2 separate regions of the Homo sapiens genome follow, and region 1 is linked to region 2. Evidence: chromatin contacts called from ENCODE Hi-C or POLR2A ChIA-PET data. All regions are on one chromosome and are shown on one strand. The core of a region is the stretch at or near the end of the contact, and the rest is flanking DNA. Distances in the headings are between cores, read along the strand shown. Region 1 overlaps LINC00390 (long intergenic non-protein coding RNA 390). Region 2 overlaps NRAD1 (non-coding RNA in the aldehyde dehydrogenase 1A pathway).

What was found. A loop is a pair of places that touch in the nucleus more often than their neighbours do. ChIA-PET counts read pairs that join two places held with the same protein, here RNA polymerase II (POLR2A). Pooled maps may share reads with other maps.
Region 1: a loop to region 2 is called in a map of endothelial cell of hepatic sinusoid, with 4 times the contacts of the local background. The contact joins two enhancer-like sites. A Hi-C loop is called at or near these places in 3 of 168 maps with a recorded cell type or tissue (endothelial cell of hepatic sinusoid and heart left ventricle) and 1 of 50 pooled maps. POLR2A ChIA-PET finds 5 or more read pairs at or near these places in 3 of 52 experiments (AG04449, HEK293 and OCI-LY7).

What each region holds. Positions count from the first base shown.
Region 1 is chr13:44,130,786-44,134,162 of GRCh38, reverse strand. The region is part of intron 2 of LINC00390 (long intergenic non-protein coding RNA 390); the gene reads left to right. The region is part of intron 1 of SMIM2-AS1 (SMIM2 antisense RNA 1); the gene reads right to left. Among named protein-coding and RNA genes, the nearest start is that of LINC00390, 15 kb to the left of the region's middle. Within about 2 kb of position 1,487, at least 18 of the 41 ENCODE cell types and tissues checked have a DNase peak (open chromatin) inside an H3K27ac peak, as active enhancers do.
Region 2 is chr13:44,029,198-44,033,011 of GRCh38, reverse strand. NRAD1 (non-coding RNA in the aldehyde dehydrogenase 1A pathway) reads right to left here. Exons shown (of 3, transcript NR_026955.1): 3 at 2,549-3,814. Among named protein-coding and RNA genes, the nearest start is that of NRAD1, 8.8 kb to the right of the region's middle. Within about 2 kb of position 2,156, at least 3 of the 41 ENCODE cell types and tissues checked have a DNase peak (open chromatin) inside an H3K27ac peak, as active enhancers do.

The DNA of each region.
Region 1 (3,377 bases), core at 238-2,737, 100 kb before region 2:
ACTACATGGGTAGATATATGAAAGGGCGGATACAACTTTGTAGGGACTGAAACTTATATAATATGGGGGCCCTCTTGATGAAAAGGAATACAAAATCACAAAAGCAAAATTAGATAGAAAAGTGAATATTAGCTGGGCACAGTGGCTCAGGGCTGTAGTCTCAGCTGCTCAGGAGGCTGAAACAGGAGGATTACTTGAGCCCCGGAGTTCAAGTTCAGCCTGGGCAACATAACAAGACCTCATCTCTTAAAGACAAACAAAAAAAGTGAACATTTACTTAGAATGAGAAGTGAAAGCATAACAAATCACTTGTTCAATGATTTGAAAGGCAAAAGGTCATGAAAGGCAAATGAAATGGAGATTCCAGGGGCTGGCCTGTGCATACGTCCATGGTGTAGGTGGTTAAGAGCAGCAGCTTCAGAGTGGTCTTGATGAGGTGGAGGACCTGATTCACACGTCTCTCCCAGACCAAAGTCAATAAAGTTAAATCCATTCATCAATAAAGGAGATTTGTTACATGTAAACTGCAGCAATTTCGTTTGTTTTCCTTTTTTTAAGACTTCATAGATATAAATATTTACAGATATGTCTGATCCTACATTCTAATTTGGGATCAGGAAAATACAGTTGTGTGTTTCCTGTTAATCATAACCTTCATCTAGAAAAGGATTCTTCTTCAGATCCTGGGTCTTACCTGGTTGGGGAAGGGAGCCTGGAAATGTGGGCCTGGGATATCAGGTCAAGATTACAGTGCCTTTACTGTACAGCACACTTTGTTTTGATCTTCTTCTCCTTCTCTCCCATCTCTCTCATGTGTGTGAGTTTTCAGATGTTGTATGGCTGACAGAGAAAGTATGTGTGTAAGAAGACATGTGGAGAGTCCTGACCCTGTGGGCTTCTCATGGTCTTCTGGGCAGTTTGGAAGAGCTAAAGCTATTCTTTTGAGAAAGCATTGTCCTGCTCAAGGACAGGGAAGGGTGCAAAGCCTATCTGTATCTTCCTCCCATTTCTTTTTCTCACTGTCTTCCTCACTTGTCCTTCTCTCCCTATACTGGAAGCCTACACAAATACTCACTAATTGAGATCTCTGAAAGATCCAAAAGCATGAATAGCTAAGGGTGGTAGAGTTTTGGCTACTGTAACAGGAAATGGGAAGTTCAATGTCGGGGGCCGTGGGATGGTCAGCTTCCGGGCACTTATCAAATGACTCAGGCTATGCCTGCCCACTCAGCTTACTCACAAGGCCACTACTGCTTTTGGCAACAAGCTGACCCCTGTATTGGGCGGTGCAGCTGGCCAGCTCTGCCAGGCCCAGTGAGAGTGACATGCCCACGCCAGCCTGTTCACACTTCCTCCTCAGCCAGAAACTGTGGTGCGTAGAAGAGTGTTGTAGATTCCAGTGTAGGACATCATAGAACTAGTGCTTCCTGAAGCCAGGGTTCATCTAAATGGATCAGGGAGGTGCAGAAAGGTAGGAACAAAACTGACATCAGCCCCATGATGGCAAATGAGACCCGATTCTGCTGAGTGACTCAGAGTTTCATCTTGTTAACAAATATATGTAGCAGCCATTTATTCAAGTATTCATTCAATAAACAACTCAACATATGCCAGGCACTTTGCTGGTGCAAAAGATATAAAGTTCACATGTTCATTTATAAAACATATGAATATATCAGAAATAATACAGTATAATGTGATAAATTCTGTAATGAAAGATAAATAAAACTTTAAGTAAGCCAAAAAATAGCAAAGATTAATTATGTGTATCTGTATGTGTGTGTGGGTTCTCATTCAAACCAGGGAAATGTGATTTTTTGTTTCTTAAGGACCTCAGTGTCTCCTGCCAGTACAGCCCCTTTCCCGGTAAGAACCAGCTTTCCCCTCCCACCTTGCCATCAGGGCCACCTTCTTCTAGTGCATTTTGAATGAAAGGGGGTCATCTTACACCCACTCCTGAGGTGAAGTGGCCTGTGCTCCAGCCTTTCCTCCATGACCGCCTCTTCTTAGTGACCACTCACAGCTCCTGCAGTTACTGTCCTATCCCTCCTTCCCCTCACCAGACAGCATCTCATGTCTTTTCTTCCCCAAATATCCCCCCACACAAAGCTGCCATATGTAAAGACTTATGGGAGGGCTGAGGTTATGGAAGGGGTCACAAGATGATGCAGAAGGAAAACTATTTAGAATAAAAAATCAAATGCCACCGTTCTTTAAAATGCCATAGCTATCCTCACCTCAATAAATATCTCACAGTCCTTCTTGAGCCCCTCACCTGCCACATGCACATGACCCTCGTGTCTCTCACCAGAGACCACTGTTTGTTCCCAGCGATGCAGTCCCTGTGGTGTCTCTTTGTTTCCCTGAAGAAAACTCAAAATTCCCATTACTTCATTCAGCAAAAGTTCAATAATTCTGTGTCCCAGCCTCTCCGGGTCAGACTCAGACCTCGTGTGCATAAATCATGGCCACACCTTGATGTCTTTTCCTTTGAGAAGCTTCTCCCCTAGATGCAGAACAGCAGCTGTCCTTTTGTTGTTGATGATGTTAAAGCATTTTGTTTTCATTGTTGTACACATGAGAGGTAGAATGAAATTAGTCTGTAGACCAGAGTCTCCTATGGAGTCCCCCATAACCAAGGAGGTGTGGGGAATGATGCAGAGCCCAGGGAAGGCAGGGTCCAGAGACGGATGACTGCTTGGGTTAAAGTTTTGCCTGTGAGTCAGGGAATGTGTTCTGACAGTCTTCTTGAATCCTACCACTCTTAAGTAACATGGATTTGATGTTTTCTTTTTTACTTCAAACCTGTGGTTCTAAGCCATGAAAGGATCCAAGGGCTACCGCAACACGGCAGTCTCCCAGTGTGATGTGGATGGCAGATGCTTATGTACATCCCACCTCCTCGCCCACATGGCTTCATCTGTTTGCCAACTCAGCATGGCCAAGTAACCTGTTCACAGTGCTTCAGATAATTCAGAATGAGAATAAGCCAAAGGGGAAAAAAAGCAAAGAAAAACTTTCTTTTGTGTCAATGACCTAGGCAATGTCGGGATTTTTTTTTTCAACTTAGATCATCCAGAATTTGGACTTGGGTCTTTTTGAATCGCTTCTAGGGATTTTTTTTTTTCTCCTGTTTTGGGAGATCATTCTAGCCCATTTGAAGGGCTGTGATTTCAGCACCAGCTGGGTTCCCTATCTTGGTTAGGTGTCCACTCTTTCCTTTATGGCTGACAGTTGTCCCCTTCCCCAGCACACGGCAGGAAGGGGCTCTCCTCTGAGGCCACTGTCAGGTCTGGGCATGTTAGCTCCCTGGCTGCCTGCCTGGCAGACATTACTGCCACACAGGGCCAGGGGGACACTGGGTTGAGTGGGCAAGA
Region 2 (3,814 bases), core at 907-3,406:
TCCCTGCTCTCTCTTCACTATAACTCAGCCATATATCATAGTACAAAATCTCGATTCTGACTTTAGATATATATTGAGCAGCTTGTCAGAAGCTCAGCTGGCATTGTATATGAGGGTAGGAGGAGTTGCTACAATTTAGACGTAACAGAGTTTTTTTCAAAAAATTTTTTCTTTCAAGTGACTTCAACCCCCTGATTCATTTTCAACTTGGAAAAAATATCAGGTACACGATGGACTCTTAGAGCTGGATTTTGGTAAGCACAATGTACAATTCAGTATCTTTTTCTGTAAAGGCAATTTTTATTTTTTAATTTTTTTTAATTTTTATTTTTTTATTTTTTTGAGACGGAGTCTCACTGCGACCTCTGCCTCCTGGGTTCAAGCGATTCTCCTGCCTCAGCCTCCCCAGTAGTTGGGATTACAGGTGCCCGCCACTGTGCCTGGCTAATTTTTATATTTTTAGTAGAGACGGGGTTTCACCATGTTGGCCAGGATGGTCTCAAACTCCTGACCTCAGGTGATCCGCCTGCCTCAGCCTTCCAAAGTGCTGGGATTACAGGTGTGAGCCACCACACCCGGCCTGTAAGGGCAATTTTCAAAGAGCTATTTCTATCATTTTTTAAGCTGATGTGTTCTTCTTTGACTGCCACACCAACTTTATGCCTTATTTTCAACATCTTCAGGGTATTTATTTTTTTAATTATTGCTTTAAAGCCTAATGAGGCCAGGCATGGTGGCTCACACCTGTAATCCCAGCACTTCGGGAGGCCTAGCTAGGTAGGTGGATCACCTGAGGTCAGGAGTTCAAGACCAGGCTGGCTAACATGGCCAAACACTGTCTCTACTAAAAATACAAAAATTAGCCAGGTGTGGCAGGCACCTGTAGTCCCAGCTACTTGGGAGGCTGAGACAAGAGAATTGCTTGAACCTGTGAGGAGAGGGTGCAGTGAGCCGAGATTACACCACTGCACTCCAGCCTGGGTGACAAAGTGAGACTCTGTCTCAATAAATAAATAAATAAAAATAAAAACAAAGTCTAATGAACCATATAACAGATATTCTAAAATATGTTCTACCCTTCAAAGCCAGTTAAGTCTAGTACCTGTTTCATAACAAACAACGATCCCAGTGAATGTTCTGCTGTAATTTCCATGGTGAGAAATAGTTCTTCATAGTCATGCGGCTCCCAGGGTTCTTCTGAATTGGTTTGGAATCCAAGACAAATGGTAGCTTGTTACTTTTAGCAGTCACCACCAGGTGACCCTGTATGGTGTGTGTGAGCAGAGAGGCAGGGTCAGCAAGGTCCCTGAGTATACTGGGTTAAAAAGTGCCCCTCCCCTCCTCACTCAATTCATGTCCACCTGGAACCCTCAGATTGCTACCTTATTTGAAAATAGGGTCTTTGTAGATATAATTAGTTAGGTTAGGATGAGGTCATACTGGATTAGGATGGACCCTAAACCCAATGACTGGTGTTCTTATAAGAAGAAAGAGACGGCTGGGCGCAGTGGCTCACGCCTGTAATCCCAGCACTTTGGGAGGCTGAGGCAGATGGATCACGAGGTCAGGTGTTCGAGACCAGCCTGACCAACATGGTGAAACCCCGTCTCTACTAAAAATACAAAAATTTAGCAGGTCCTGGTGGCGCGCGCCTGTAATCCCAGCTACTCAGGAGGCTGAGGCAGGAGAATCGCTTGAGCCCGGGAGGCGAAAGTTGCAGTGAGCTGAGATCGCGCCACTGCACTCCAGCCTGGGCCACAGAGCAAGACTCCATCTCAAAAAAAAGAAGAAAGATGGCCGTGTGATGACAGAGGCAGGGACTGGAGAGATACAGCCACAATGCCAGGAGCCACCAGAATCTAGGAAGAGGCAAGGAAGGACTCTTCTCCTTCCTTCAGAGGGAGCATGGTCCTGGCAACACCATGAGTTTCAACTTCTTGACTCTCAGACTTTGAAAGCATAATATTTGTATTGTTTTAAGCTGCGCAGTTTGGGGTAACTTGTTTCAGCAGCCCTAGGAAATGAATGAACTGAGGAATCCCTGAAGGATGTCACTAAAGGGGGGCAGGCAGAGTCAAGACTGTCCTCTCACTTGGGACTCCTGGGCAGAGGACTCTCAGCAGCTATGCTGTGGGCAGCGGGTGAGAGGAATGTCCTGGAGGGCCAGAGCACAGTGACCAGAGATGGGAGTATCTCATTTCAACCCAACTGCGGCTGCTGAGATGTGAGGAAAGTCCAACTGATGCAATCCTGGGAACGCAGAGTTAGAGCTGCAAATTAAATAGACTCCAGGAGTAAACTGGGAGAGAAGAGCCTCTGTAACATGGTGATCTTCTCAGTATACCAGCATGCATAAATTTAGGGCCACTGAGCCCAGCCTGAAAATTCTGCAAATAGTTGAACCACAGTAAATGGAAAGATTTTCATTATGAATTATGGGAAAGTGTTCCTTGGGGAAATCCAAGCTTGGTACTTGAGCCAAGACTCCACTCTAGCTGAATTTGGTCATGTATGCTTATATAATAATGAAATTGATACACTCTTTCACTATTTGATGGTCACAGCCAAATTATTTTTTAATGGTTGTGCTTAATATTTATTTACAAGCAGTCCTCCAGAAGGCATGGATTTCACTGAGGAGCTGACCTTGGTGAGGAGCTGTACTCCCACCATGATCGCATGACTCTGGCTGCTAGGGCTGCTTTGAGTTCCTTTTCTAAAGGGTGTTAGTGCTGGCCAGTGAGAAATTATAAATGGTTATTCTCAGACACAGCTTGGATTGATCCAAGACCTAGTTAACAAAGATGCTCTACATTAGGACAGAAAAGGTAACTGTGGAAACTTTTCTTTAGTTCTGCAAAACTTTTTCCAAACTATTATCTCTTCACATAGACTTTCCTAGACCCATATCCTCAAGGCTTTTAATAAGTAATGATTTTCTAGTCTGGATTCAAACCAAGACCTAAAGCCTCGAGTGCCTGCCAGGCCCAACCACATGGTGCTGCTCAGCGTCAAACCTGCATGAGTCTCCTCCCTTCCTTCTCTTAAAACCAATGAAGCTGGCCCAAAACCTTATTTCTGAAATTTTTATGTTTCATTTTTCCCAGAGGAATAAGATACATTCTGATCCCATAATAATCGAATCACAAAAGAAACCATTGAGGGCATTTGCTTTGCTGAACTGATGAGATGAATGATTAATTGTCTGGAATTCAGCTTCCTGGAGAGGCAAATGGAGGTATAGGAAGGCCAAAAATTAAAATTAAAATTAAAAACCAGAGGAAAGAGAAGAGAAGAAAAGGAAAGTAAAAGAGAAAAAGAAAGAAACGAAGGAGAAAAAACTATAAAGTGGAAGAGGGAGAAAGTGGAAAGAATATTCCTTTGGGTTGTATATTGTCTTCTAGGGCCACCATGACAAAATACCACGACTGGGGGATTTAAACAACACCAGTTCATTTTTTTCACAGTTCTGGAGACTGGACCTCCAAGATCAAGGTGCAGGCAAGGCTGGTTTCTTCTGAGGTTTCCCTCCTTGGCTTACAGATGTCCGTCATCTTACTGTGTCCACACATGGCCTTTTCTCTGCGTGTGTACCCTCTGGTGCCTCTTCCTCTTCATATAAAGATGCCAGTCATATTGGATTAGGGTCCAGGGAACAGGAGCAAAGGACCTGATGTGAGAGTTCAGCACTTGGTTCCAGCCTTGATTTCTCCCTTGGCCAGCCAATTCCCAACACCTAATCCAATATGACTCCTTCCAGCTGAGTGACTTCTTCAGGGACCCTATCCCCAAATACAGTCACATTTGGTACTTG